2 separate regions of the Homo sapiens genome follow, and region 2 is linked to region 1. A link is a loop called in an ENCODE intact Hi-C map of the cell type or tissue named here. Cell type or tissue: heart right ventricle. All regions are shown on one strand. Each heading gives the region's core, and the rest is flanking DNA. Links, peaks and the distances in the headings are about the cores only.

Region 1 (16,122 bases), core at 4,514-7,013:
TTCACTCTTGTTGCCCAGGCTGGAGTGCAATGGCGCAATCTCGGCTCACTGCAACCTCTGCCTCCCGAGTTCAAGTGATTCTCCTGCCTCAGCCTCCTGAGTAGCTAGGATTACAGGTGCTCGCCACCACACCCAGCTAATTTTTTGTATTTTTAGTAGAGATGGGGTTTCACTATGTTGTCCAGGCTGGTCTCGAACTCCTGACCTCAGGCGATCCACCCGCCTCGGCCTCCCAAAGTGCTGGGATTACAGGCATGAGCCACCACACCTGGCAATTTGTCCTGCATTGGTGCTAGACAATGATGGTGATGATGATAACAGCTTACATGTATCTGGCTCTTACTTTATGGTAGGCACTGTGCCAAGTACTTTACATATGTCCCAGTGAGATAGGTGCTATTTGGTATCCCCCATTTTACAGACAAAGAAACTGAGACACATAAAGGTTAGAAAAGCTACCAGGATTTAATCTCAGGTAGAATGACACAAGAGCCTATTTTTTTGTTTTGTTTTGTTTTTTTTTGAGACAGAGTCTCACTCTGTCGCCTAGGCTAGAGTGCAGTGGCATGATCTCAGCTCACTGCAACCTCCACCTCCTGGGTTCGAGGGATTCTCATGGCTCAGCCTCCTGAGTAGCTGGGATTACAGGTGTGCACCACCATACCTGGCTAATTTTTGTATGTTTAGTAGAGGCGGGGTTTCACCATATTGGCCAGGCTGGTCTCAAACTCCTGACCTCAAGTGATCTGCCTGCCCCAGCTTCCCAAAGTGCTGGGATTACAGGCATGAGCCACCACGTCTTGCCACAAAATCCTGTGTTCTTAAAAACTCTGTTATCATGCTTGCATTTCTCTGGATTCAAGTGAAGCAGACGTGGATGGATGAGCCATGTCTTTTCTTTTTATTAAAAAATATAAATGGACGAAGTGGGGCCTGATGATTCAACTTATGCAAGGAAGTTTTTCAATGTACAAAAGATTCCCTAGGTAAACCAGATATAAATTGGAGCTGAGGTGAGCAGACAATCAAACAAACAACAAAAGCTCCATTCACTATCCTCAATAATTCAACAATGCCTCATCAGCTGGGCAGCACTCTGCTGTATCTGTCCCTTGAATGTAAAGTCTTTAGTGTATATTATGGGAGCCTACATTGAAAACCTGCCTTACAGAAGAGAGAAAGGCTTGATTGCATTAGAATAACCCATTCATATGTTTCTGCATCAAAAGTAATGAAATCCTAGAAATGGACAGGTCCTTAGAGATCAGCTCATTCAAATGTGTTCTAAATTCAGTCAATCACACGCTGCATTTATGACATTTGCAATATCTGTACTATTTACTTAATATTTTTCTTTAAATTTACTCAGGCCTAATATCACTACCTACTTTTGCCCCCTCCCTAAGCAATAATAGCTGTATAATCATCAGTTTGATGTGCTAGTTATATTTTTTCCTAATACTGTATCTATTTTAAAAAGCCCTACATGACTATTCAATAAGGTATATTTGTACACCAATGAAAAGCATCTCAAGTTTGTGTATCATGCCCTGGAAGGCAATGATGTGATCCAACCCTTTCATTTGCCACATGGAGAAATTGAGGTCGGGAAGGCTTGGTGACTTGCTCCAGGATATACAAAATGTATATGGTAGAGTCAAAGCTAGAACACAGATGTCCTCCTTCATCAGCCAGTCTACTGTTCATGATACCACAATGAATTGGCTACCAAGTGATAAGAAAGATGTCCATCACAAATATCTAAGGGAGCTCAGCTCTCCAGGAACCACTTTGTTTTCCCTTCTCCTTTGATGGAAAATCTTTAGTGCGTATTGTGAAAGCCCAGAGTCACAGACTTGGAAGGCACGTGGATTCTCTATAAAAGCTCAAGTGCAGAACACTCACTATACATTAGGACAATGCATCCCATGTTTTTCAACAGCTCTTATTACATGGTCCCCTTTCTTTGAGCCTGGAATCTTACTTGTGTTAACTCTCATCCATGAGTTTATGTTGCAAGAGTTCCAAACTGTTCAATTCTTTGCTCTGGTGAAGTCAGGAAGGAATACCTTATATCAAGCTATTGACTCAGCAAGCTTGGCCCCATCACTGTGAGCCACAAGCTAGTCCATCAAACCAGTTCCCCTGAAACAGTAAGGGAACAGCGCAGAGTACGACACAAATCACTGTCTCCCCACAGAGCTAAAACACCAAGAATTCTTCTCCTCTTTTCTTTTTTGATGGGAGCTCATAACATGAGCAGACATTACTAAATCACATAAAAATACAAAAAAATGCTTCCATCTAAACTACAGAATGATGAGTCATAAAGTTAGAATGTAGTTTGTGTCTATCTTGTCTATGTTTCTACTGATGCTGAAAGCCCTTCAACGTCTAGGACAAGAAAGCAAATGCTTCCAGTGATGAGACTCTTGCTGCTTGTAAAGCCGTTATTTTCTTTCCTTTTATGTTTTTGCAGTGATGTGAAAACATGTTTCTGTAAGTCTGTCTCCCAGTCCTTGTTCTGGGATTAGATAGGAAACCTCTGGCAGACTGTCTGACCCAGACTCAAAAAGAACTTCTGGGCATGTGGTGACTCCTGATCTGCAGTAAGGAAGCTCATGTTTTGGCCAAATTATAGGGGGGTGGTGGGGGAGAATCAGCAATGGAACAGCTTTTGCATTCTGTTAAAAGTTTATCCATAATCTTTATCAGTAAAAGGCCATCGCTTTAGGTTTTCACTTAAAATAAAAAAAGGAACTCCAAGGATAGTTCTAATAAGAGCCCCTGGAGGAATAGGTTAATTAACCAATCAGAGAATTAGCTGATTCCACAGGCCTGGTGGTAAGGATGGCTCCACAGTGGCTAATTTCATCTCAACTTGATCTCACTGTAGAGTCATGAAAGCTCAAGTGTTCAAGGACAATAGCCACAAGAAAAAAAAAGTTTTCATAACTTAGAATGAGACTGGAATGAGATTCAGAAGCAGCTGTCCTCAGTCTGAAGTTGGTTAATTCTGACAATCACTTTCTTCTCAACCTGTTCCCTATTGTTCTGAAGCACTCTCCCTCTTGGACTGTGACCCTGTCTACTTCTGATGACAATCACTTAATCAGCACATCGGATCATCGCACGGCTGGTTTTACCTTGGGTAAAGATTCATTTTCCTTATTAACATCACAAGCACCGATTTCTTTCCCCAACCAATTAAAGAGGAAAAATAGAAGGGCCCAGTGCGATACAGGGAAAAGAAAACTGTACTGACTTGTGGCACCTGGGCAGGTCACTCAGCCTCACAAGGTCCTAGGAATCAAGCCCTTATGATTCTGAGATGAAATCGGAGGTTAGGACCACATAGATAAAATACACAAGTTGAAATAACCATTGCAGCCTTTACTCACTACCCAGATATCAAACAGTTCACTCAGGGTTGGGAAGTGCCCAGAGTGGGCAGATTTAGTCTGCGGGTTAGTTTGTATTATTCGGAGCAGATGTCTGGGTAGCCCATGTTCAGGAGATAATTGCAAGAGTCCACAGTTAGCATGTAGCATCCCTCCTTGATTCCCCGGCAATGCAAATGTTGGCTTCTTCTTGCATTTTGCCCAATTGTTCTGCTCATTAACACACGCTAACATCTACTTTACCTCTTCATGAGACGCTGATCTACATTTACTATATATAGTTCTTAGTGATTTTGATCTATTATTACACACATTCTATAGTTCCTCCATGTCCTGGTGTTACAGGCTTTGCATGGCCTTTTGATGTTAGGTACCAGTATTTTTTTTGAGACAGGATCTCGCTCTGTCACTCAGGCTGGAGTGCCATGGTGTGATCTTGGCTCACTGCAATCTCTGCCTCCCTGGGCTCAAGCGATTCTCCCACATCGGCCTCCCAAGTAGCTGGGACTACAGGCACGTACCACCATGCCCAGCTAATTTTTGTAGTGACAGGGTTTCACCATGTTGGTCAGGCTGGTCTCAAACTCCTGATCTCAAGTGGTCCGTCTACCTCAGCCTCCCAAAGTGCTGGGATTACAGGCATGAGCCACTGCACCTGGCCTAGGTCCCAGTATTAACAAGGGGTGATGGTGGTGGTGGTGGCAGATGACAGGAACAACAACCCATTTTAAAATTATGTTTAAAGAATAAACCTCTTCTAGCCACACAATGTGCCGTCTGCGCTAGTCATAAGAGTAAACTGCACGCTATACAAAAAATGCTAATATATTCCAAAGATACACATGAATTGTGGCTGATATGTATTCAAAGTATATTTTTTATCTACACAATTCTGTAGATTTTAGCCATGCCATATATTTAACTTTTAAGGAAAAGGTTATATAACAGTCATTGCTTGGTAGAATCCAGTCTGTCAATAAGTTAGCTCTAACAGTTAACATTGAAGTCTTATACCTTATATTTAAATGTTTAGCAATCTCTACTACATTTTCAAATATAAATAATTTGGTTGCAAATTCCAGAAAGGCATTAACCAAACATGGACTGATCCTGGGGCTTCCACCTGACTAAGTTTTAGAAGTCTGTCCTTGTGTCCTCATCTTTTTTCCCCATTTCTCTTTTTGATCCTTTTAGTACAGTAAATGTAATCCACAAGGACTGATGTGAATTGTTCAGTTGACTATTTGCAATGACCCCAAGAAAACCACCTATGACCTTTTGTAAACAGGTCGCAGACAACCCAAGTGTCCAACACTAACTCCCACAATTCTGCCTTACCCAAAATTTCCCTATGCATTGTTTGCTGACTTGGTACCATGTCATTTTTCTGTATTTTCTATTTTCAAAATATAGCATTTGAGGCTGTGCTTGGAAAGGACCAAAGAGCCCCCATTTCCTCTCTGTCAGTATCCCCAAGGAGGAGAACTGATGCTGGGCTTGTAAATTGTGGCATTTACTTTAAATGAAATGACAGAAGTGTCTGCTCAAACTAGAAGAATAAAACTCCCCAAAGCAGCTCTGGGGGCCGGAGATAGAAAAGCTAAAGATGCAATTATGCATGTATGAACATCTCTCTGGTTTTTGAATGGCAAATCTCACTGATCAAGGTATGCTTGGCTTTGTTTTTGAGAAAACCACAGTGAACATAACTATGAGGAGATGGCACATGTCCTACTAATAAAGACACAGAGCCCTAATTTCTCACAAGAAAAGGCTTTGGTAGTAAAGATCTTTATAACATACAGAGCACAAACTCTAAAGTCACAGGAGATCATCGTTCTGAACAAGAGACTATACTGGACCAGCACTCTCTTCATTTTGGGAGCTTTAGCTGGCATATCAATTTACACTTTCTGAATGTCTCTCAAGAACTCATGTATGTCATCTCACAAAGATGTGAAACCTGTACCAAACACTTCAAGTGGCAGAAACACCTTTTTTTCCAACTTATCTCACCCAAAGGACTAGCTTGACCGAAACATCTATGTTCTCTTGTTGGCCAATTCCTTGCTGTTCTCTGCTGAGACCAAAGTTGTCATCTTCCCATCTCTTTTTCAAGGGCCCCGGAAGCATTTCAGCACATCTACTGTTTTTTCTCCACTCCCACTCTGCGATATCTGGAGTAGACCCCTCAGATCCTTCAAGCTACAGTTGGTGTCCTTTTCTTAATGGGGGTGTGGACCTGCCTTGCTTTTCTCCCCTCTATCCATCAAGATTTGTGCAATTCAGGAGTTAGCCTTTTTTTTTTTTTTTCCCATAACGGGCCACACAAGCAGCTTTGTGGGCCATGCGGTCTCCTAATTACTCAGTGCTGACAGGTGGCATGGAAGCTGGCGAGGCATCAGTGAATGGGTGTGGGTGTCCTGTAATAATACTTTGTTTATGGTCACTGAAATGTGAATTTCGTATCATTGTCACGTGCCAGGAAATAGTTTTCTTTGGATTTGTTTTCAACCCTTAGAAAATGTAAAAACTATTCTTAGCTGGCAAGCCATGGAAAAACAGGCAGCAGGCCAGATTTGGCCCTCTGGCCGTAGTTTGGCGACTCCTGCTCGAATCCATCTGGACTGCCCTCTTGTGAGCTATTTCCAAAGTAAAGACAGATTGTAGGTAGGAGAGAGCCAGCAGGCATCATTGTGGAAACACTAACCCTGCCCCTCTGTCCCCCAGATGTGGGAAGGGGGAGCAAAGGGGAGGTGAGGTTGGATTGTGTGAATTAAAAGAAAGTAGGATTATCCACCTCAACGCTGATGATTGGCAAGAGCTTTTGAGGGGAGGATTTGGGGCAATGGAGATATGGGGAGGGGAATCTTCATGTAAATAACACCAGGCATGCAATAGTACAGCAAAAGGAATGCCCCTGATGAATGGAAGCTATTGTAAGAACTGTCTCAGTATAGGGCTGTGCACAGCCGTCCCCTGAAAGTCTTTTGAATTATTCCTCAGACTCTGCAGGGAACTGAGGATAAAAGCGGCTGCAGGGGAGCAAGACCTGGAGCGTCATCGAGAGATTGCAAAAACAATTCACTGCCAACAGACTGTCCCAGCAGGGTCCCAGTGCTATGGTCGTGGCCCTGATTGGCATGCTGCCCCTCGGATGCCCAATCAGATGGAACCGGAAGAAATCGAATACAGAGTCAGTCCACTTTATCTCTGTATAACCACCCAAATGAACAGCATGGGAAATTGAGTCTGATCTCATGAATCAGCCCTGCGCAAGCTCCTAGCCCTGTCTCTCACTCCAGGTGGCCCATCTGTGACTGGGGTTGTTAGGCAGGGACAGAGGGGAGGGTCTCAAACTTGATGGCTGGGATCAAAGGTAACTTCAAGGGGCCAAACTGTAGTTTGGCTGGAAACGTCTTTGAGAATTTCCATGCAGGCAAGTAGATTAACCAGCTTAGTATAAAAATGGATCCTAGGCTTGATCTAATTAAATAACAAAAGTAAAAACCGGAGGTAAAATGATGCTCAAGTTGACAACTTTGTCATCCCAACTGTCTGAGAGATGTGCAAAGCCAAACAGCATTGGCTCCCAGCTTCTCTACCAAAGGGATGATTAGGTACGTTTAATCCAGTATAGTCCTACCCTAAACCACAACTGTGCCGAAAAAGAGAGAAAAATAAAAATGAAGAAACTCCAAAACTATTTCTTCTTAACAAAGAAAATGACCTTTAAATTATCCTTGGTCCAGAAGCTTTTATAGAGAGGTGGCTGAGTGAGAATAAAATGGGACCAGAGGAGGAGACATGTAATGACGGTGGTGGTGATGGGGAATCTCAGGACCTTACCGTGGTACCTGCTACGGAGGGAACCTGAGAGTCCTGCCTGCGTCTAACCTGACCTAAAATTAGTGAGTTCACCTTGTTGCCAGCAAGCAGGGATCCAGTGATCCAGCCAGCTGAGAGAGGATTTAAAAAGGGGAGAGTTGCAGACCACAGTGATTTGAGGTGCTTGCAACCCCCAGACACCGACAGTTTCCCATGCATGTGCATTTCTCCCTCCCTGAGATTGCAAGTTTGGAGGGGTTTTCTTATCTGCTCTGGTCCCTTTCCTTTCAACTCGGAATCCTGGAAAGAAGGAAAAGCCCTTCCCAATTAGGGACCTCATTTTTCTCCTTCCCTATCCCCTGGGAGATTTGGAGGGGCAGCAGGAAATGTGGGAGAGCACTTGTGTCCCTGAAGGAACAGCCAGTTGCCATGCGCGACCATCACTATAGATCTACAATTTATGAAAATAAAGCAATATGTGCCTGTTTCGGTGCCTGCCGTTTGCCTACCAATGGTGCAGTGTTCACCATTCCAGCCCTCTCGGCATTCACATTTGCCATCTTTACAGGTCCCGTGCTCAATGCAGCGGGGGTGGCACACGCGCTGGTCACACGCTGCGCCTGTCCAGCCCTCTTCACAGCGGCAGGCTCCCCCGATGCAGACGCCGTGAGTGCCACAGTCTACTGAGCACACTTCTGGAAGAAAAACAATGATTACAGCTCAACACCACAGCTGGTGAAACCTTCCATGGAGTCCAGACCACGCACATGGCCCAGACCCCTGGAGCAGGCCCCGAGGCCCAGCAGCTCTGTCATCTTTGGAGGCTTGTCTCTCCTTGGCTGGGTATCAATTCATTGTTAGATCTTTTTTTCTAGAGAAGTGACTCTCAAAGTGTGGCCCCTGGACCAACAGCATCAGTATCACCTGGGAACTCGTTAGAAATGTAGACTCTTGTGCCCTCGTTGGACCAAGTGAATTAGAAGATCTGGGAATGGGACTCAGAGATTTTGTTGGAACAAGTCCTCCAGGTGGTTTTGATACTCGCTAGAATGTGAGAACCACTCTTCTAGAGATTGAGACCACTCCAACCAGTTTGGCAAAGCTAACCGGGAAGTACCCACCTGAAAAGATCCATGTACGGATCCTGACTCTCTAGTCAGCTGGGATTCCTCCCCCACTGACAGCCTGAACTGACCAAGCACAAGAGGTCAGTTGGGGACCCCGCTGCTCCATTCCCATGATGACTGCAGATACCCCGTTACCCAGATTGGTACCTTGGCGGTGATAATGACCGCTGTAATTGTGCTGCATTTACACAGCTTCTTTCTCAAAGGAGCTCAAAGTCTTTTGTGCTTGGGGAGGAGGCAGACAGACAGATATGCACTCTCTGGTATTCCAGACCTCTCACGCGAGGACAAGCACGTGCCAGACATTCATCCTTTCATCAGTCTATTGAGGGAGGCGTGGCTTGGCATGCCAGGTGAAGGAAGACCAGGCCGGGGAGTGGGGCCAGTGACTCACTCAAAGTCACACAGCATATCTGTAGCATAACTGGGTTTTGGATCTAGGACCCCTGCCTCCTCCCATCATCTGCACGGCCTTGCCAGGACCACCAGCAACAGAGTTGAAGCCAGAGTCAAGTGGGCTGAGAAGACATTCCAAAATAGCCCATTTTAACTGACTCTTCTTTTTTTTTTTCTTTTTGGAATGAAATATTCATTTCTTTCCCATTGTAGGCAAAGCTTCACGTCTATTCCCTTCCTGATTGCCATGGCAATCTGACAGCTGTCTCACTACCCAGAGGAAGGGGGCGGAATGATCGCTTGCTTGGATAGGGACTTGTCAGTGTGAACAGAACCTTTCTCAGGAAGGTTGGGACTGGCTTGAACTGTTGAACTGTTCCATTTTTAAGGTCACTCTGGAGGGAAGACACATACTCTAAATTTTAGGAAAATGAAGTGTACAGCGCGACTTCATTATTTTCCTGTCACTGGAGTATTACAGAGCTGTAGAACATGTTCACGCAGCACCCCGAGGGAGCCCCTTTTCTGTTTTATGGGATGTTCCATTTAGTTTGTCTGGGGCTGAAATGTTCTGTTTTGTTTTCTGGTACCTTTAGGGAATGTACATAAGAAAACCTATAATGCAAATGGAAGCATCCCTCCTGGGCTCCTCATGCATTTGCGGTGATGGTACCAACCCAGTGCTTTTTTGTTTGTTTCTCAAAGATCACAGACTCCACGATTGAGGAGAAGAGAATGAGAAAGACACAATGTGATTCATCAAAGTCCCCTTATCCCCAGCTAAGTATTAAGAGTAGATTCCCATCCATCTGAGAATGGGATGGAACACAGGGCAGGAGTGTTGGAGAGAGGAAGGAGAAAACCTTGTGGCTTACCAACAGAGCAGTCGGGACCCATCCAGTTGGGATCGCAGCTGCAGAGGCCCGTGTCAGGCAGGTACGTGCCATGCCCACTGCACTGGTCTGGGCACTGGACCCTCGCCAGCTCACAGTTCAGACCACCCCAGCCAGGGCTGCACAGGCATTCTCCATTCACACAGACTCCGTGGCTGGAGCAGGTGGGATCCAAGCAATCAACTGAAAAAAACAAAAACAAAAACCAAAGAATAAAAGTATTAATCACCCATGGAGGATGGACCATGAGACATGGGCTTGCTGCTGAATGGACCAGTGGGTCACCAGTTCCCATCCACTTGCTAGCAAATGGAGTAGCCCAAGAAATACTTATGTGGTCACCTGAAGACACCCATAAAAAGTAAAAGCCTTCTTATTTGTCAAACACCAAATCTCAAACTTGAAGAAGATACAAGAGAAACGAAAAGGGGATTTCTCAAGCAGCATTAGAAGTCAGATATAGAAGGATGCCACTCCACCTTTAGTATCTTGTGCTTATAAAGATTAGGACCTTGACTGAATCATATCAGAGCATCTGCGATAGGAATGTGAATATATGCCATGTTTCTACATGTGTCGTCAAACTGGATTGCCCCTCACTATAAGAGAGAAAAGTAGAGAGGCTCATTGTAACTTCACTAATACTTGACTTCAAAAGGTAACAAAAGATGAAAAGGAAAACCAATGAAACTTATGAGTCACTTTCCTAATGAGGTTTCACTTAGGCTAAGTCTAAAATTAGTATCCATTCTCTGAGCACACACCCACTGAAGGAGTTAGTAAATGTGCAGTATAGAAGAGGCGAAGTTGGGTGTGAAAATGATCCAAAAGGGATCACCTTCCTACAGGTAATCACCAGGGGACTGGATGGCTATCTCTGGCTGAGGCACTGACCTTCTACCAGTCAATCAGATGAGCTGATAGCCAGAGTCCAGTCATTGTGGTTCTTGCCTGTTTCACTGTCTGATTGTTTGGCCATCTTAATAGAGTGGATATACATCCAGTACGTAACTTGAATAAACTCAGAGTGAGGAGAGGAGCGAGCTGCAAAGGCCAGTTCTTGAGGACAGGACTTTTTGCATGAGAATATGATATCAAACCTGGGACCTCCATTCAATCTAAGGGTTGAATAAATAGGGCCTTTTAGAGGAAGCCCAGCTTTCTTATGTATTCCTATGTATTCTCAGGAAATGATGCAATGTCATTTGGAGAAGAGGGTTCTTTGTGTAATATACGGTTTGAATGAGAAATGGTGGTCTAGCACAGGGCTCAGATATGGCTTTGTGGATCAGACAAATGTGGATGTATCATCACCTTACTTGATTAAGACATATTTCTCCCGTTTTCACGGCTTCCAAATCAGGCCTGTTGGCCCAGATTAAAGGATTGCTTCTTCTATCACCTGGGGGCACAGCTAGCTTGAGACCACTTTGAATTCTATTCTTGAAGTTTTTATGGACCACGCTGACAGTGTTATTAAATCCTTCCTGTGTATGCGTACCGTCTTATGGTTTAAATTCTCAGAAAATTTTGTTTTCTCTCCTTCCACAATGCCAAGATTGAAATATGTAAGACTTCTGGTCTCTAAATAATTCACTGTTATATTCAGATGATAATTCCTCAGGGTCTCAGCTTTCTGTAGGATCTCCTAAGACATTTTTTATGCTGAGTGTCTTTTTTTCTTTCCCTATGGGGCACAAAATAATGCCTTTTTTGTTTGTTTGTTTGTTTTCTGAGACAGGGTCTTGCTCTGTCACCCAGGCTAGAATGCAGTGGTATGATCATAGCTCATTGTAGTCTCGAACACCTGAGCTCAAGTGATCCTACTGCCTTAGTCTGCCAACTAGTTAGGACCACGGACACACATTGCCATGTCCAGCTATGTTTTTTTTTTTTTCTCTAGAAATGGGGTCTTGCTATGTTGCCCAGGCTAGTTGTGAACTCCTGGGCTCAAGCAATCCTCCTATCTCAGCCTCCCAAAGTGCTGGGATTACTGGTGTGAGCCACCATGCCCAGCCATTGGTGTATTTTAATACTGATGACGTATTGGCTCTAAATATGACATTATTTAGAGTATCCATGCCACAAATTAACTAGTCCTGAGGGACAACAGACTTGAGAAATTTGGACTTACTGGAAATCACAATATTCCATGAAGTTTCCAAAGGGCAGCCCTCCCTTGAGGCAAAAATAATAATTTTCAGTGGTAAGAGATATTTCTCACGATCCCATTTGGATATTCTCAGGAAGGTATTATATATGGAAGTCATTTCAAAACCGTTTCAGGCATGGGGAAAAAACAGTGATTAAAAAAAAATCAGGGGTACACTCCCCCAAAGGTGAATTTTGGTTGCTTATTATTAGTTGGAGATATTTATGATGATGTTACATAATCTTGTTATTATCACTTTACAGTTGAATTCATTGTCTCGGGGAGTATAACTCCTGATGACATAAGCCCATTTGATACCTTCAGATTTGCTCCATTTAGGGTGGTGGAGCACATCTGAACGTAAACTTGAGCTGAAAGCATCGAACACATAGAAGGCAAAGGGCGGGCCAGGCGTGGTGACTCACACTTGTAATCCCAGCACTTTGGGAGGCCGAGGTGGGTGGATCACGAGGTCAGGAGACCGAGACCATCCTGGCTAACACGGTGAAACTCTGTCTCTACTAAAAATACAAAAAATTAGCCAGGCGTGGTGGCCGGTGCCTGTAGTCCCAGCTACTTGGGAGGCTGAGGCAGGAGTATGGTGTGAACCCGGGAGGCGGAGCTTGCAGTGAGCCGAGATTGCGCCACTGCACCCCAGCCTGGGTGACAGAGCGAGACTCCGTCTCAAAAAACAAAACAAAACAAAAAAGACAAAGGTCTGTGCAGGGCCTTTGGTGTCTCATGCCTAGCACAGGTAAGGGAATATACCAGGTGTTCAATACACAGTTGCTGCAAGAATGAAGGACAGACTGTGCTATAAGCATTTGTCATTGATGGGACACACTTCCTGTGTAGAGAAAGGACCGATAGGAAGCAGAAATTGTGCTAACAACTTCTTTCTTGCTTTTGAAAAAAAATCGTATTTGGGGATCTGTAAATTATGAACAAATTCATTCAGAACCCATCATGTTTATATTGTTCCAATAAAGGAAATTCTGAAATTCTAATTTTTCACTCTGCCCCCATTTCTAGTAAGGAAAAATCAAAATATACACAAAAATATCTTGTGGCTTATTGCTTCAAAAATTGTTCTTAACCTATAATTAGCCATTTAAAATGTTTGGTGAGGTGCCAGCAGCTAGGAGCTTTCAAAAAAAAAAAATCACAATCTTTTTCTTAGAAGGATGAAATAATAAAAAGTAATACACTAAAAAAATGAAAATGGCATTTTTCTTCCAGATAAATTAGCTCTCTCTTCTCTATCCTGAATTATAGTATAAAGGAAGGAGGAAAATCCACAGAGATTTATTAGCGCCGGTACTAGAATGCCATCAAAAAAACCATTTATTGTATCTAAAAATATGAGCTAACCCTTTCTCTGGTCAGTGATACCAGTAAATATGCCCTTTGTGCTATATAATTACAGCAGTGGATGGAATAACTAAATTCAAACTTCAAGAGGAGCAGTTTTACTATGAATTTTAAATTTGGTTCCGATTTCCTAAGATGCTCTTGTGGCCACGTCCTTAGAGCCTTTAGCAGGCAGGAGGGACTATGGCATTTTACGAAGCTTTATAAATAGAAACAGTGTTACACTTAAAAGGGGACAGTGGCCTTTACCAGCTAAGTACCATGTGCCTCGAAACATCAGCCCCCTGGCAGCTGAAATCATTAGAACTCATTTAGTCTTGGGCCCTCTGTAGGTTTGACAAAAAAGGGTTGTGAATGCAATTTCTATCCCTAAGGATAAAAAAGGAGGTCAAGGAGTTTTACAAACAATATGTACTATAAGCCCCTGAAGAACCATGAATTACATTTATGAAGTTAAATGTCATTGAAAAATGACTCAACCATGAAACTGACATGAAAACATGGCTGACTTAAACTAATATGTCAACTCCTCTCTCATCACCTTCCCACTCCCCTACACATCATTGAATGAAACCTCACGAATACATCCTTTCATTTTCTTGGGCAAATTTGTTAATAGTACAACCATGTTTATGCAGGAAAAACGAAGGGATGGCAACTATTGATTTCATTGCCATGGCCATTTCAGGTAAATTGTTTGAACGTTATGACTATGACGAATATCAGAAATAAAAAAGCTAAATGGAAGAAAAAGTGCTGATCCAGACTTTCTGATTCCATTTCCTATTTTGAAAACAGCATATGAATCACCTCGGTTCATTCTTTTTGGGTAGCAGAAATCAACGGAGGAGATTTCATCCTTTCATAATGATTCACGTGGCTTGTTTGGTTGGATGGTTAATTCACTCTGAACATTTAAATAAGACTGGGTGGGATAGTGAGAAAGTTGAGAAATCACTTGAGATTCCATGCATACAGCTGTGTATAATCTTACTGGAGAGAAAAAATTCGAAGACTGGCAATGTTGTTGCCCTAGCACTTTCCTTTCTCCAAATGATGCATGCAAAAGGTCGTTTTAACCTTTCTTGTCGTATTATTGGCCTCTCTTATGTTTTCAGCGAATGCAGCTTTGCCTCCTGCAATCCATTTATCTTTAAGAACTTTAACCTTTCAAGCAGGGTTATTAAATCAGTATTTCCTCCATCCAAACTCCCAATTCTTTATGATGCAGACATAGGGAGGCTACCTTTTATAATAGAGGAAAAATTATATAGAGAACTGAGCAAGTGAAGATCTGGGGGTCAGACTTCTGGTCCCCATTAAGGGCATTACTGCTGATATATTGAAAAATCTTAGAGGAATAATGTTATGGAAGCTGACTTTTGGTAGCCATAGTTCTAAAAACGATGAAATGCGGGGTTTCACAAGGGAACCCTATGTGGGTGTATCTAAGTACAAAGCACTGTCATTACTTTGTGGTGAGAGCTGTGATGATTGGTTATTTTGTATAGAACTCTGGAGATCCATTGGTTGTTGGGATGAAAGAATGAATCCATTAGCATCTGAGAACCTCATAAAACCTGAGATCCCTTGTTAGCCTGGCCATGAGGAACACAGAATGCATATGGCATCCAACAGGATCTTTTCTATGGGGATATCTTGGGTGGTTACATCAAGTTCATGCAGAATAGGCAGGGGCTTCACTTTTTCCCCTTAGTTTGTTGGGCAAGTTGACACTTCTATTTCTGTTGGGGACATGGGAGGGAAAAGGGCTGTTTGAGTTGTGTGAGGGCATTTCACTGGGAGATGGACTTAGAGAAAAGGAGCCTCAGCTGGAAGACAATGATGAAGCCAATTCAGAGATTGGGGAATGGGCAAGGGGCTGAGAGGGTCTATGGTCTTACCTTCCTACCAGCTGTGGCCAATTCTTTATATGGTGACAAGTAATCAAATGGCAACCAGAGACCATATTCTGCAAGGCCAAATACAGAGCAGGAAGGCTGACAGGCAGCATAGCTTTCTCTTGCCTTATAGCTACTGCAAGTCAGTCCCAACATATTGGCACAAAATAATTTATCTGAAATAACTGATCAAGGTAACTAGGAGTAGTTACAGCTGCTTTTGGATCCCCTCCAGAGAGGTGCTCTTTCTCCCTGTTCCTGTATCCCCTCTTCTATGTCCCCCTCTCCTGATCTCCAAGCCTGATCTCTGACCATATTGTCAGATTAGATTCAGTTTATTATATCCCTGATTTTCACCCATGTGTGTGAAAGGCCCTTACGTGTCTGCCAGGATGAGATTTTCAGGATCCATCAAATCCCGTCCCTCTTGCTGCATCCTCACTCTCCTCTAGTTTTGTGCAATTGTAAGTAACCAAGCTAATTTGCCCTACATGGTGTTTCTAAATGACATAAAAAACCTACAGTCTTTCAAGCCTGACTGCTGTCTATTGATATTAATTTTTGCTGAAATATTTACACAGACATACACGGGCCTTAGATTACCAGGAAGAGTTAGTAACAACAACAATAACAACAAACAGCTTTTTGTTTGGAAGGGAGGCAAGGGGCTTAGGAATTCTTGTTTCTTTTCTCTGAATAGCTTTAGTAATTCCCAATTACTAAATAAAGCAGGAGAAAAGAGGAAGAAAGATAGGGCGAGGGAAAGGAACAAAAGAGGAAAAGAAAGAGAAGGAAGGGGAGGAGGAGTAGAAGGAAAGAGAAGACAGAAAGACAAAGGCAGAGAGAGCAATTTAAAGAGAAAAACAAAGGTGAAAGAGAAAAGGAATCAATTTCTACAAAGGAGAGTAAAACAAAACGTTTCTTCCAGAACCATCTCCATAGGCTTTTCTTGTTCTACAACCAAAGAAATTTATCAAAGCAAAGGAGTTTGAAGTTGTTTTGTGCAAAATGTTGAAACTTCTCTTGCAAAACACGCAGCCCAGGACTGGGCTC
Region 2 (16,122 bases), core at 5,240-7,739, 56 kb before region 1:
CTGCAAAGGGGCCAGGACCATCCTACCCAAGTTCCTAGTATCTAGAAGTTTTGTGAAAAAGGACCTGACCAGCAGTTTTTATTTCTTGATGTGAAGGACCACAGAGATGGGGCGGGGCATCCCCAATTAGACCACGCTCCTCCTTCTTGCATCAGCATACACCATCGACATCTGGACTTGGACCAACTGAGAGGAAGATCAAGCATGGCCAAGCCATAAGAAGACCCCCAGCCTCTCCTACCCCTCCTCTCTACCCTCAGAATCATACGTAGTGCATAGAAAAGAGGAGGGGATGGGGTGGTGGGGAAGTGTCTCCAAGACAAACCTTCCCCTTGCTCTCTTCTCCAGGAGCACAGTTCTAACTTGTCCTGGGGTGAAGTTGAAGACAAAATGAATCTAGAACTTGACCCTAGAATATTCTAAGCCTCAAATTAGCAACTAAGAGCAATAATAAACTGGAGAGAATGAGGGGTGAAATGCAGTGGCACAATGGCTTGCATGCAATAGGTAATCAGGAGAGGCAATAGATGGGATTGTTGTGTGGATTAGAGATAATCTACACAAAGTCTCTGGCTCATCCTAGGTGCTCAATAAATCCTTGCAACCAACATCTTCTTGACTCTAAGATGCCACCAAATGATAGGTTATGTTATCAAGTTAATAACAGCTTTCAAAAACACTCTATTGAATGAACTATTTCAGCAATGCTCGAACAAAAGCCACTATCAGAGGCATTTTAAAGGGAGATTTAATATAATGACAATAACATCATAAAATAACAGATTTTAAAAATGATCTAAAAACCAGGGAATCAACAGGTGTCTCCAGCAGGTTCTGGGTTAAAGATGTTGACATCCTGCAAAGACACTAGGGCTCTGTTCTGGAGCCCAACACAAAGTGAGGAAAGGGCACTTCTCTGAGTCCCCCTTGGAGGGAGCTGCCTCTAGGGGGGCAGATTCCAGGCCAATTGGGTCCCCGGGAAAGCTGGAGAACTGCCTCTGGCTCCAACAGGAAGAAAATCAGAGACTTCAGGAGTTTGCAGGGACAGAGGGTGCCTACCTGCTGTTGAAAGGGTTCTCTCCAGGAATGATGTGGGTGCTATCCTTGCCTGCCAAGAGCTTGATACGGTCATAGAAGGACTTCACTGCGGGCCAATCCGTCTGGCCCTGCTGAATGATGTCCAGTGGGTCCCGGGACCCCCGGCAGAGCAGGCTGTTCTGACAGGCTGACTGCAGGCAGCAGTCAGGGTCCAAACAATCCACCAGGCCATCTGGAAGGGCAGAGGCAGAGCCAGAGTCAGCAGATTTCATGGCATAAAGCTGTTTGGAGACACTAACACCTTTGTTACCAGCACAGGCATGAGCAGCATCAAACGTACCCAAGGGCCTGAGGTGGCAGGTTTCACACAGCAAGCCTCATCCAATTCCAATCCATACACATAGAAAATAAAAGACTGAAAGGAAATAATTTAAAATGTTGACAAATGGTTATCCTCATGTAGCAGATTAGTGTGTTTCTCTTCTTTATTGTGCTTTTCTGGAATTTCTACTTTTTTCTACTATGAACACGTATTATTTGAGTGGGAAAATAAAAACAAAAACTTCGCTTTTAAACAACACAGCACAGCAAATTACCCACGGTCAGTTCCCAGGGGTCCGTGCTAATGGGTGCACAAGTAATCAAAATGCATGGAATTTCTGGCTGGGCATGGTGGCTCACACCTGTAATCCTAGCACTTTGGGAGGCTGAAGCAGAAGGATCACTTGAGCCCAGGAATTCGAGACCAACCTGGGCAACATAGTGAGACCCTGTCTCTATTAGAAATACAATTTTTTTATCAAATTAAAAAAAACTAAAATGCATGGAATCCCTTAAATCTCACTTTAACGGAGAAAAGTATTCTATCCCACTCTCTCTAAGCCAGGAAGGGAACTGCTGACCAATTGGAAACCTGGGTGCTGAGAGTATTACATTTTCTAGGAAATGTGGAGAAATGGCTTTGGCTTGGGAATCTGGAAATTAAGCCTGCAGTTTCCGCAGTAGTTTCTGGTTCTGTCTTCCTGCACGCCCTCAGGACTCGGAACATTATTATGCACTTGCCTAGAGTCCTGTGCCTCTATCCCTTTACCTGGGCTGATTCCTATTTACTCAACTACCATTCAACAAATATTTGAGTGGTCTCCATGTGCTGGAAATGAGAGAGAGCAAAGAACCATGGAGACTGTCTTTAAGGAGCTAATGGTAGAGTGGGGGAAACTGACAGGACTGACTCATCCTTTAAGATCAAGTTTAGGTTGGCCTCTTCTTCCAGGAAGCCTTCTGGATGATGCCCCTGGCCAGGTTATTGCTACAAACTGAATGTCTGTGATCCTTCGAAGTTCAATGTTGAAAACTTAACTCCCAATGTGATGGTATTAGGAATGGGGCTTTTGGGAGGTAATTAAGTCATGAAGGTGGAACTCCTATAAATGGATGAGTGTCCTTATAAATGAGACCCCAGAGAGCACTTCAGTACTCTTTCTGCCATGTGTGGACACAGCAAGAAGACTGCAGTCTATCAATCAAGAATCAGGGCCTCACCAGACACTGAATCTGCTGGTGCCTTGATCTTGGACTTCCCAGCCTCCAGGACTGCGAGAAATAAATGTTTGTTGTTTAAGCCCCCTAGTCTATGGTATTTTTGTTGTAGCAGCCCAAACTGACCAAGACAGTTAGGAATCCCTGTTCTGTACATCCCTGAATCAGAGGTTCTCAAAGAAGCATTCTGCATCAGAATCCTGCAGGAAGAATAAACGGCCCACCCCACATCTCCCCAGGGAGAGCCTCCAGGAGCAGGCCCTGGAATCTGCATTTTAAACATGATTCTCAGGTGATTCTAACACACAATACGATTTAAAAACCATTGTTAATGCCAACTTTCTTATAGTAGAATTAATGACCTCTTAATGCTCGCCTCCCTATCTGGAAAATGAGCTCTTTGAAGAGAAAAATGATGTCTTATTAATTTTATATTCATTCCTCTCTTAGTACCAAGCACAGAATCGGGCACTCAACAGATGTTTGTTGAATGAATAAAATGACTGTTTCCCATTCCTCACCTGTCTGTGAGGGCTGAAGATGGGAATGTTTAGGGCAGTGTTTGCTCCTTGGAATTTCTGATAAGAACGAATTCGTTAGTCAATCCTTATTCACTCGGCTGGGAGCGGATTGAATACACAGTGGAGAAGCTTGGAGAATAACTTGCTTGCACCTCCTGGATTTGATAGCAAGGCATTTTTTTGGACCATAATTAGAACCATGGAAACACGCACTCAAACCCTGGGCTGTGCCTTGACAAACACTTGTACTGGAACGCTGAATCAGAGGCCTGGCTGGGTGCTTTAAATTTACTACAGTGTAATTTTTTGGCATTACCCTTTTCGTTTGGTTCCGCTAATGAAAATGAAATATGTAATTTCACCAAAGTTCCACTGTAATTTAGCAATTAATGTGCAATTATTTTAATGCATTACTTTCTTTTTAGCAAACAAACAAATTAGGAGGTTGCATGTTTTGCCTGGCTTTAAATTACTAAAACTAGCCTCTCATTTTCCACATGGGCAAATGTTGCTCATGTGCCTCGTAACACATTTAGATTTACACAATTTCCTAGAAATGCAGACACAGGAGGGTGAGCAGGCATGCACACTTTAGATTGAGAGACTTTCAAAATCAAGGCTCTGAACATCTCGGGCTGATATGCTGGCTGAATCGGATACTCCCCAGTTCCCCGGAGCCTGGCAAACCTCAGACCCTAGAAACAGCACTGGAGATTGTATCTTAGTAGCAGGATGATATCCAGGCATTGTTTCAGATCCACATTCAGGCTGTCCAATCTGGAGGACCATTGGCAGCATAAGAAAAAGAAGAAAAAAAGTGCATAGAATTCTGCCTTGAACATCACTGTCCACGGGCTGCCTTCAAAAGACAGAAGGGCTCTACCACGGAATGCCTGTTTCAGATTTAAAAAATAACCTGCTGAGATATGCTGGCAGGGCTTCCTTCAGCAGCCACAAGAAGCTTCTCAGGTGAGAAGAAACCCACTGCTGTTAGCACTATAGATTTCTTTAAGGTCACAGGCCTCTTCCAATTAGGGGTATCATCCATCTCTGGTGGCCTTTCCCTCCTGAAGCTGGGGAAATATTTCCTCCCCCTCCAACCCATTTACCACCCGCTCCATATAACCGCCTTGAAGACCTCTTTGGGCTTGAAGAATAACTTAAGACAGTTTTCCTATTGAGTGCTGAACATTTGCCTCCCCCTCCCCCTCCAGCCTGTCACTCTTTCCGGGCTTGTGACTGCTTCAGAATTGTGAACTTCAAATTTCCCCACTGTTTTGTTGATCCTGGGCTTTTGATTCAAGGGCCTGTCTGGCAGGAGATGGCCTAAGCACATCAGCAATAGCAGATGACAAATGCCAAAACAGAAAGAAAATAGGATACAAATGATTTCCTCCTACATATTTACATTTACCTGCTCCAGAGATTGTGCATTTGGGGTTCTACCCGTTATTAAGTAGGAGCCTACGTTATGCCTATAATGACCTCATCATGCTGCGTGATTATGGGCTGCAGCCGCCAAACACTTTCAGACGACACTGTGAACTTTAAATTGGCACTCCAATCTCCCAGTGGCCTGTCAGTCATGAGAATCGCGTCTTTATGCCAGCAAGCCCCTTGGATGGAGTCTGACATTGCAATCTTCAGTAAATTACCCTGTCACTGACAATCTTGCAGTTATCTCGCAAACAATCAAGCAGGCAATCAAACTGTTCTGAATTGCCAGTTCAGGACCTGAGAGGTGGCCGATGTCTCCATTCAACAGCAGAGGGAAAGCGGCCTGGCCCTCCTATGACAATGGACGATTTCTTTATTTATTTATCTACCTACTTATTTGTTAGTCTGGTTGGCTTTTTCCTGGGGAAGGGGGTGAGGATGGTAGGAGAGGTTTGCAGAGTCCTCAAAAAGGGCCCAATACTGACTCAGCGGTTATGGGAAAGCGACTTAGGCCTTCTGAATCAGCCCACACTGCGGTGGCTCATGTCTGCTTAATCTTACTTCACTCAGTGAAACGGGGCCAAAAAGAATTATCTAGGTGTTTTCTGTCAGAACGGACGCTAAATCACAGCTCTGGTTCTAGTCTACTCATACACGTCATAAGCTAATTGTAATGACAATTTCAGAGAAATGTGATCATGGAGAAACTTTCTGGGAATGATACCAAGGCATTCTATTTATTGCTTTTGATAAAGCAAATCAGAGAGATTCTTCCATAACAGTTCTGGCAACGTGAAACAGGTTCATTAATGCTGAATTGAAACCTTTGGATTAGAAGTCCCAAGGTAAAAAGCCAAAAATTCTACACAGCATCAGAGGTGACAGCCTGGCCTCTGGAATCAGATGGATTTGGGTTTGAAGCTCGTCTCTGCTAGTTCCCTGGCTGTGTGAGCTTGGAAAGGTAATCAGCCTTGCTGGGTTGTAGTTTCCTTGCATTAAAAACTGAGTTATAATTGTACATATGCCATAGGGTTATGTGATGAAGAATAAATAAATTTATATATATATATATAAATTCAAATATATATATATATATATAAATTCAAATATATATATATATATATATATATATATATATATATATATATATATATATGTCAGTCTGGTATATAGTATATGTCCAATGAACTATAACTATAACCAGAAACTCCCTGAAGTCTTCCACTTTTTCATTTTAAAAAAAAAGATGCAAAAGTAAATGAAATTAATATTCCCTTATATTTAGAGTCATCCACTGGTGTAGGCTATGGGCTGGTTGAATCTTGGCAAAAATACTTAATTTCCAAACAGTGATAGGTTAATAATAATAATTAATAGGAATAACAAATGCTATAGATTGAGCAGAATTTACATTTTTTTTTTTAATTTAAAGATTCATGGAAATCCTGCAAAGCAGAATAATGTAACTCTTAAATGTCAGATTATAGAACAGGGTATCTGGGTTTGAATCTCAGATTGACTATTACCTAGCTGTTGACCATGGGCAATTAACTGCTCTGTGCTTCAGTTTCCCTCATGTATAAAATGGAGATGATGATGATGTTGATGATGATGATGATCACGATGGTAGATAGTGCTGCTGGGAGGGTTAAAGCAGTTATTGTCTGTACAGTACTCAGAGCAGTGTCGTATAATGAATGCTCAGTACATTATCTTAGCTCCATTATCACCATGCCACCCACTCTATACCCACCTATAGAGGATGCAACTGAGGCTTGGAGAAGGTGGATATCCAAGTGGCTAAGAAGCAGCTATGAATAAAAAGTAGAGAAAGGCAGCCGATGAGATTATCACCTTTTGTCTTCATTATTAGGAGGGGTGACGCTTCCTTCCCCAAGGAAGTCTGAAGACAAGGCAGTGGACACCCATCAACAGGGGTAAGTGTGGGCAGCTGTGAGATTTAATCACTTCTGAAGGCCTGTCTACTCCTATAGCTGGGAAAGAATGTGGCTGGTTGAAATGAGCATCTGAAGAGGAATCAGCAGGAGAAACCAGATGCCTGGGAATTTATTCCTGGCATTGTAGGCTGCAGAGGACCACACTATTTACCTGTGAGACACAATCCCCTTTCAGCTGTTTACCATTGGCACAAGGTGGCACTTACTTTTGTGCTGGCTATAGGTTTTTGTCAGCCGTTTCAATCCCCTGTCTAGTGTACTCTGCTAGATTTTAAAAGGAGCTCCTAACTAGTAAAGAGATTTAAGCTCAAAGCCTCCATTAAACGCTTACTAGTAAAGCTACACTCAGGAGGAAGGAGGCCCTGTGTCGATGGAGAGGCTGTAAAGCAGCCACAATAAGCATCTGGATCCTTTGGAGTTGGCTGAACCATGCACACCTTTCTGCCTGGAGGAGGCTGTGTGAATTCTTGCATCATCATTCTCATAGGAAATGGCTCAGGGAATGAGAAGATGTTGATTTCACTTATTTTCTTCTTTGATCTTCTGGGCAGCTTATAGAGAATTTGAATGGAAGCATTTTGTTCAACTTTTCTCCCTGTAGCTTGGTTTGCAAGTGAGTCTCTCTCCAATGTGCATGAACTCCATGGCTTTCCTAGGTATTAAAGGCTCCAGAAGAACACCTACATTTACTTTTCTAAGTTTCATTTTGTGACAGAGTGGTGGAGATGGCCTCTAACAAATCACTGCAGGTGCTGTGGATGGCTCTTCTAGTGTCTGCACGCAGCTGCTGGTTGGGGACTGGTCAGAAGCTCAGATTTAAAAATAAGCTGCACTCTTTGCAGTCATGGTTTCACAGAGGAACCACCAAGCACCAAATCTACCTTTCCTACTCATTGGGCCAGGAAGCCATAGAGTGGATTGGTTAAAAACATGAGCTTTGAAGAGTACTCTCTGACCCATCGATAGGATGTTCAAGAACAGGCAAAGTTAATCAGTGATGATAGAAAGTTAGAAGTTGTAGTTACCTTGATGAGGAGGTATTAGTTGGGAGGGCACAGGGAAACTTTCTGGGCACTGGGCATGCTCTTGATCTTCATCTTAGTCACCTGGTTCCCCAGGTGAATTGACAAAGTGAGGGCAGTGATGATTATACCCAAAGGAGTGCTGGGAGGATCCACAGAGGTAATCCACGAAAGGTCCTTACAACAGTTGTGAGCACCTTGTCACCTACTAAGTGCTTCTGAGTCATTTCTATGTTTTTTTTTTCTTTTTCTTTTTGAGTCTTCTTGGCATCATATGGGTTTTTTTTTTACCTATACAGAGCTAGGTGCTTGCCAAGCTGTCACTTCCCCAAGGAAAGTCTGGGTAGTCAGGTGGTGAACCCCGTGACTCAGGGTCGTTTTTGAGATCAGCTAATAATGATGAAGAGGTGAAAAATTAATGCAGCAATAAAAAGGAGGGAAGAAGCAATAAGTTGGGGCAAGAAAGATGAAATCTGGTTGTTCGTGATGGAAATGAAGAAGGTGCAGGGGTCCTGGAGGGCACTTAATGCTGGCCAGCAAAGGCCAAAGGCTCCTGCTGAATTTGAGATAGAGATGGAAAGAGTTTCCTGAGTAAAAAGGGGGAACCATAGGATTGGTTTTGCCTTGGGAGTTAGTTTGTTTTGAGGTAAACTCCTGCAGGGCATGCCTAAGGTATGCAGCACCCCAGTCAAAGGGCATTTTTTTTTTTGTGCTGGGCCCCTGGCTATATAAACAATTTGAGTCACCCCAAATCAGCAGGTCAGCACCATTCTGGAAGCTTGGTTTGCAAAAGAGAGAGTCCTTTGGCCAGTGCTTGCTAGGCTGCCTGCTGGAACTGGGGCTGGCCGTTAGGCCTTAGGATATCCCATAGATGCAAATGCCAAAACAATTTGGGGCATCTTATTGACCCTACATGCACAGGAGTGGGGGTGAGGGGTGGCAGAGGGTCAAAGAGTACCCTGGGCCGGGGGCGGTGGCTCACGCCTGTAATCCCAGCACTTTGAGAAGCCGAGGCGGGTGGATCATGAGGTCAGGAGTTCAAGACCAGCCTGGCCAACATGGTGAAACCCCATCTCTATTAAAAACTACAAAAATTAGCCAGGCATGGTGGCGCGCACTTGTGGTTCTGGCTACTCGGGAGGCTGAGGCAGAAGAATCGCTTGAACGCGGGAGGCGGAGGTTGCAGTGAGGCCCAATTGCATCACTGCACTCCAGGCTGGGTGACAGGGTGAGACTCTGTCTCAAAAAAAAAAAAAAAAAAAAAAAGAGCACCCTGAAGGGGAGGAACAGGGATCAGGGCTCACGTGGGTCCTAGTCTGGACTGAGGTGCTCCTCCCAGTTAGCATTGCTGACTCTGGCCAGTCCCTGACACTTGGGGAGCAACTTAGAAAATTTCAAGGGAGTCATCCCAAAGCTCAGGGCCCGCTGAGATGCAATGCTTGGTCCCTGCCCTGCCCCATTTGCCCAGGGTGGTACTGGACTTTTGGCTCAGTTTGAAAAACAGCAAACAAACACGGGCTTTAGAATTAGAATGGTCTGGCTTTAAAACCTGGTCTATTATTTATCAGCTGTGTCATCTTGGGCACGTGACTGAATTCCTGTGGCTCAGTTTTCCAATCTATAGAATGGACTTAATAATGCTGACTGCACTGAAATGCACAGAGGTGCTCTAAGAAGGTGCGTGTGAAATGAGATGATGAATGTATAGCACTTAAGATGGAGGCAAAGCTCAATACATGAAGGTTATTCTTAATGATATTTCCTGCTCTCCACGAGAGAAAGGTACTGTTCCATTTGCATTTTACCCTACGCCTGCTGACAAGTTGGAAGTGAGGATAATTGAAAGTATTTGGGCTTGATGTAACTAAGAAGTGAAAGGAATAGGCAAGGCTGACTTGATTTAACCTGGCAATATGAGATTAGTTCTTCATTGCCTCTGTAAGGTCTCCTGCATTGCGAACCTTTTAAAGCAATAGATTGGCTGACAGGATGCTCGTTTGGAAGGTTTCACCTGCCATTAATACCCTGGCTGCCTGATGAACCGTCGCTCCTCAGGCATCCTCCTTCCCTGCACAGAGCAACGGCCATTCTCAAATATTGCAAGAAGTAAAACTGGGCTGGGTGCGGTGGCTCACGCCGGTAATCCCAGCAGTTCGGGCGGCTGAGGCAGGTGGATCACCTGAGGTCAGGAGTTCGAGACCAGCCTGACCAACATGATGAAACCCCGTCTCTACTAAAAATACAAAAATTAGCTGGGTGTGGTGGTGCACACCTGTAGTCCCAGCTATTTGGGAGGCTGAGGCAGAAGAATCGCTTGAACTCGGGAGGTGGAGGTTGCAGTGAGCTGAGATTGCATCACTCCACTTCAGCCTGGGTGACAAAGCGAGACTCTGTCTCAAAAAAAAAAAAAAAAAAAAAAAAAGAAGTAAAACTGTATTTGCACTCCTTCTGGAAGAAGACCTGTTGGAAGTTTTCCTCCTACTTCTTGCCAACTCTTTTGGTCAGACTCTGACTTCCAAGTCCAGAGATCGTTGTACCAAAGCACCTTCTGGCCTTTCTTATGACTTAGTCATGGAAGATGAATCATGTCTGACCAGAGATCTGGCAGAGAGGAGGCCCCAGTGAAAGCTGTTTGCTGGCTTTTCTACTCTTTAGGATGGATGTGGGAAAAAAAGCACGGGCTGCTTAAGAAAATCAAGGCTCTGCTACCAAAGGCAGAAATCTGATTCAGGTAAGGCCTCTCTTTAATAGACTGTACCTTGAAGCCACTGGGGGAAATGTTTGACAAGGGGATTATAGTGTTGTCCAGTTATTTTTAAAAAATGGTTCTTCACCAGCAACTAATGGACAAAAACCAAAAACAAATGCCATCAACAAAACCTTTTAAACCAATGCTTCTCAAATTCTAATGAGCATCACAATCACTCAGGGACCTTGTTAAAATGTAGATTCTCATCCCGTGTCCTAAGGTGGGGTTTGAGAGCCTGCATTATTTATGAGCTCCCAGGTGATGTCTATGTTGTTGCTCTGAGCACCGTATTTCCAGTGGCTAAGCTTTAAACCAGCGTTGCTGAAGGTGTGCTCCCTGACTACCTGCTCCGGTATGGTGTTAAGATGCCATCAACCCAGACGTACTGAATTCCTGAGACTAAATATTGGGAACCTGCATTTTTTTTTTTTTTAAATTTTAAGATGGAGTCTCACTTTTGTTGCCTAGGCTGGAGTGCAATGGTGCCATCTCAGCTCACTGCAACCTCTGCCTCCTGGGTTCAAGTGATTCTCCTGCCTTAGTCTCCTGAGTAGCTGGCATTACAGGCGCCCGCCACAATGCCCAGCTAATTTTTTTATTTTTATTTTTAGTAGAGACAGGGTTTCACCATGTTGGCCAGGCTGGTCTCGAACTCCTGACTTCAGGTGATTCACCCGCCTTGGCCTCCCAAAGTGCTGGGATGACAGGTGTGCACCACTGTGCCTGGCTGGGAATCTGCATTTTAAAGAAGATTCTCAAGAATGATTATTTTGCTCACTAAAGCTTGAGACCTCTGTTCTGAGTGACTGAGAAAAAGCCTTCAAATATCCACAGCAGTACAGCTGAGGGGCTACAACAGTTTTTCCAAACTCTGTCTCCTGCAGGATGTTAATACGCATTCCCTGAAACACAAAAGTGGAGGTGGGAGGGGAGGATCTGCCATCAAATGTAATTTGGGAGTCAGTTAAACGAAGTTAAACTTTACAGCAGGACTTCCTGGAGGCTTTGATATATGGATACACGTTATGAGTCTTTAATATTGTCATGGAGTACGCAGCATTTCCTGACCATGGACCCTTCTGGCTCCGAGCCTCTCCCTGCAATTGCATCTAGTGCCATGCACGTTGGAAAACAGTTCATGAGAACATAGGGCTCTAGGTTTGGGGGCTTTGTTCTTGGAAGGACCAGCCATACCTCCATCTACTCAATAGTCACAAGTGGCAGTCTCATCCTTGATTGACTTCCTATAAAGTGCAGGGCTTTTGGTGATCAGGCCCAACACAAACCACGTCGGTACTACTAGCATATCAGTTCAGAGCCCCTGTCCTCCAGCTCCCAGTGTCTCCCAAGGCCAGTGCATTTTAGAGTGGGGACCCTGTGCTAGGTGACAACATCCTGGCGTCAGCAAGACAATGGAACATTAATGGCAACCATGTCTAATGAGAACCAATGGTTGGTGCTCAGGAGGAGCTTCCTGGGTGCCTGGCACTGGGTTAGGTACTTTAAACGCATGCCTTTATTAAGACACCACCAGAATCCTGGGTGCTATTAACATCATTATTTACAGGTGAGAAATGGGAGACTTCGAGATTAAATAATTCACCTATGGTCACCCTGTTTTTAAGTGGTAGGACTGGGTTTTGGACCCTGTTTGCTGCACTCTGGAACGAAATCCTACACAAAGCTGCCATGTAAGGTTGTGTGACTGTTATGCTGAGTGTCCAACACACAGGAGCCTGTTGTACCCTCTGCCATGACATGTTTGTACAAGCATGTACATATGAGCTCTTTTATCTAAGACAGTTAGTGAGAGTAACCATTTACATACCTAGTACAGGGTGATTTATGTTTTGGGAAACTGGGCAGCAGAATGTTTTGGCCAGCCCTCTGCCCCAGCTCCTAGCTTCATCCAGTTCACACTTTTGACTTAAGTTTACAATTAAGTGCTTGGCCCTCTGCCAGCCACTTAAGTCCCTCTGTGCTTGCTCAGCCTGTGCTGTGCTTCGATCCAGCCAGCATCCAGTCATGCTCTCAAGAACCCTTTGTGGTGGGTTCTATGATCCTCATTTTGCAGATAAAGAAACTGAGGTTCATAGAGCTTAAGGGCCTTGCCCAAGGTCACAGTGCTAGTAAATGATGGAGAAGTGATTCATGATTCACATGTTGGTTGTCTACCTCAAAGCTTCTTTTTTTTTTTTTTTTTTTTTTCAGGCAGAGTCTCACTCTGTTGCTCAGGCTGGGGTGCAGTGGCTCGATCTCGACTCACTGCAACTTCTGCCTCCTGGGTTCAAGTGATTCTCCTGGCTCAGCCTCCCAAGTAGCTGGGATTACAGGCACCCTTCACCATGCCTGGCTAACTTTTGTATTTTTAGTAGAGATGGGGTTTCACCATGTTGGCTAGCCTGGTCTTGAACTCCTGATCTCAAGTGATCCATCCGCCTCGGCCTCCCGAAGCCTCTTGACTTCTGGAATTACAGTGCTGGAATTAAAGTGCTGGGATTACAGGCGTGAGCCACCATGCCCAGCCTCCTCCAAAGCCTCTTGACTTCTGTTCTCGGTTTTTCACAGGGGGCTGGAAGCAGTCACAGCCATATATAGGTACCCTCTGAATGTCACAGGACTTATGAAGGGAAATACTGAAGCTTCAGAAGACATGTTCATTTCTTAGTTGTTTTTTCTGTCTCTTTCCCCTTCCTTCTTTTCCTCTCCCTGTCCCGCCCCTGCTGACTCTCAACCCAGAAAGGGCCTCTGGGAATCATCTCATTTGATCAGAAATTTCCCACCTTGGACAGCCTCTGACAGGCCTCTCTGGCACAGTCTCACCCTTGTTAGCCTAGAGCCACGTTTTTTATACCTGGGGGATTTCTATCCTGGCTGCAGCTGTCTCCCCACTTTGCTGTTACAAAAACCACTGGCAACAGAGAGCAGGGGCCTCTGCTCTTGGCCTCTGATTTCCCCAAATGCTTGCCCTCTGCCTGCTGTTCCTGGCCTCTCGCTGCCTGGTCTACCCTGCTCTGTTCCTCATCAACCTCCATTTCAAAGAGCCCACTGACAGGTCACACAGAACTGAGCCGACGGCCAGTGCAGCCGAGGCCCGGCAGGGGGTGGCAGCCTGGTGCCAGACAGTGACCTGCTGGGGCCCTCAGAAAGAAAAGGGGCTGTCACCACCGACACCTCAGAGCAACAAGGTGAACAGTTACTTTCCGCCTGAGGGGAGACCTTGTCCCTGGGGGGAAGATGGGAGGCTTGGCCCCAGAGTGGAGAGGATTAGTAGGGGCGCATGATGCTTCTCCTTCTGCTGCATAAAGAAATGCCCCAGACTGCCAGCTGGGAGAAGGGCCCGGACTTGGCTATTCTACGAGCTTCCTGTGGAATTAGAGGAGTTGGAAGTACTAATTTCTAAACGGTGTCATTCCTAAACGTGGCTGCTGCCATGTTCCAAGCACTGTGCTTAGCACTCGCTGGAGATTTTCTCGTTTATTTTGTTTTATACTTATTTATTTTGAGAGATGAGGTCTTGTGCTGTTACCCAGGCTGCAGTGCAGTGGTGCAATCTTGGCTCACTGCAGCCTCAAATTCCTAGGTTCAAGAGATCCTCCTGCTTCAGCCTGCTGAGTAGCTGGGACTATAGGCACCCACCACTGTGCCCAGCTAATTTTTTAATTTTTTGTAGAGACAAGGTCTTGCTATATTGACCAGACTGGTCTCAAGTTCCTGGGCTCAAGCAATCCTCCTGCCTCAGCCTCCCAAAGTGCTGGGATTACAGGCATGAGCCATTGTGCCTGGCTGTCATTTAATCTTCGCATCTACTCTATGGTGTAGATAATAGGAATTAGTATCATACTGCCAATTATGATCACGGGATCTAGAGGCAGCTGATCTGTGTTCAACCCCAGGTCAGCAAAATATTGGCTGTGTGGCCTTGGGCTAGTTACTTTACCTCTCTGAGTCTTGGTTCCTTCATCTGTAAAATAAAAATAATCACACCAGCTTAATAGGGCTGTTGCAAAAAAATCAAATAAACTGTATGCAGAAGGACTTGTTGTATAGTAACCATTTGTTTACTTCCACTTTTCAGATGGAGAAACCCAGTCCTAGAGAGGGTCAGTTACTTGACTAAGGTTGGGCAGCTGCTGGTGGGTGGGGAAGCTGGGATTCACACGCAGCTGGCCCAGCCTTAGACTTGCTGTTCTTCTCCCCTACTCTATGCTTCTCCAGCAAGCTGTAGTTTGGGAGGTCGGAGTTCACCCAAGAACAATCTGCAGCTGCCTCTGCCTTTCCTCTTGTTTTAAAGGAGGATTATGAGGCTTGCATACCTACTGCACCAACCCATACGAAGTCAATGAACAGGATGAGGCCAAGTCAATAATACAGATGAAGAGCAGTACAACCATGTCTTCATGCCTTACTGAAAAGCAAAGATGTATTTTATATCTGGATTTTCTTTGCACTGATAAAACGATATCAGCGGTATATAGTGACTTGGGTGTCACTGTATGCATGTTTTTTGAAATCCTAAAATGAAATGTATTTATCTCCCAATCATCTATTGAATAAAAGACAATTGCTTCTGATCCCAAACACTTCTCGTGAAAGCTTTTACTCATTCAATTCGTGTAACAATGAGTTGACCAAGGCAGACAAGGACCCTGTGATTATGGCCCTAGATTCTAGAGGGGGAAAATAGACAATAAACAATGAATGCATGATGGAATTACAGTGACAGTGTTCTGAAGACACTAAGTAAAGCAAGGTAAAGGGCTGGACAGTGATGAAGGAGGGGATTTTCTGCTTTAGACAGGGAGGGCAGGGAGGGCTTCTCTAAAGAAGTGATGTTCGTGTAGAAACCTAAACGAAATGAGGAAATGAGTCATGGAAACATCTGGAAGAAGAACACTCTGAGCAGAGGCAACAGCAAGTGCAGAAGCCTAGGGTGAAAGTGTATCTGTGAGTTGTAGGAATGGCAAGATGGCAGGTATGGCAGAGAGAGGACGAGGAAGAGAGAGAGGAAATGAGATCAGCATGGAAGCAGGGACTCACTAATGCAGAGCAATGGAAGCCACTGCGGCAACCTGGGTGCCATGCTACGGGAGATGAGAGGCCCTGGCAAGGCTTGAGCAGGGGTGTGATAGGATCTGACTTCTGAAAGGATTCTTCTAGCTGCTCTGTGGGGAACAGATTAGAAGCTGGAGGACCCATAGTCCAGCGCAGAGAAGTTGTTGGCATGATCTGAGTGGAGGTGGAAAGCTATTAAGAAATCATGGCCTTAAGGATTAAGAGTAGGGAATGGAGAGGCCAGGTAAGGGGGCATCCCAAAATCTGTGTGGCAAGATGCATAGACAAAGAGGGCATGTCAAAGGCCTATGCAATGGCCTCCCTGGCAGACGGTGTGCTAGTTGGGTAGTGATGATATTAGTGTTGCTCGTCAAAGGGCTAAGACTTTGAGTGATGGACCCCAGGTAGGCTGGGGTTTTCTCCCTGGTTCTACACTCCCTGAGCCACAAGCTTTCTGAGTGAGCATGGCAGAAGTAAGAGCAGGAGAAGCTTGCTCCGGGGACTGCTGTTTCTCTTTTCTGCATCTGTCTTCTCCATGGATTCCTCTTTTCCAGCATAACCCCAGACACCTAGTGGCTTTGGACTCTGGCACACCTGGCATAAAAATACTTTCAGAAAAAGGGTCTGAGAGAAGAATGAACAAGACATTTAGAATCAAAAGAACTGGGCTCCAATCCCAGCCCTTCCACTGTTTGACTCTGGGCAAGTTAACCTCTAGGCCCTCAGCTTCTTTGTTAGTTAAATGAAATCCTCTAAATGTCAGCAATGAATGCAAAGATTTTTGTAAGCCTATGTGGCTAAAG

What was found. Peaks named below come from ENCODE experiments on the same cell type or tissue, not always from the same donor. Only the 100,000 strongest peaks of a DNase experiment are listed, where the experiment ranks them.
Region 2: it touches region 1 in a loop (2.0-fold over the local background); 1 of 110 quality-filtered maps calls a loop at or near these places.

What each region holds. Positions count from the first base shown.
Region 1 is chr5:168,118,556-168,134,677 of GRCh38, reverse strand. TENM2 (teneurin transmembrane protein 2) reads right to left here. Exons shown (of 31, transcript NM_001395460.1): 13 at 9,628-9,828; 14 at 7,712-7,924. Among named protein-coding and RNA genes, the nearest start is that of MIR12125, 39 kb to the left of the region's middle. RefSeq lists an enhancer at 9,053-10,252. In heart right ventricle, for the core only: a CTCF peak has its summit at 5,985 (motif pointing left); no DNase peak of the experiment used is centred there; H3K27ac peaks cover 867 bases.
Region 2 is chr5:168,175,485-168,191,606 of GRCh38, reverse strand. TENM2 (teneurin transmembrane protein 2) reads right to left here. Exons shown (of 31, transcript NM_001395460.1): 16 at 1,060-1,270. Among named protein-coding and RNA genes, the nearest start is that of MIR12125, 18 kb to the right of the region's middle. In heart right ventricle, for the core only: no CTCF peak of the experiment used is centred there; no DNase peak of the experiment used is centred there; H3K27ac peaks cover 2,233 bases.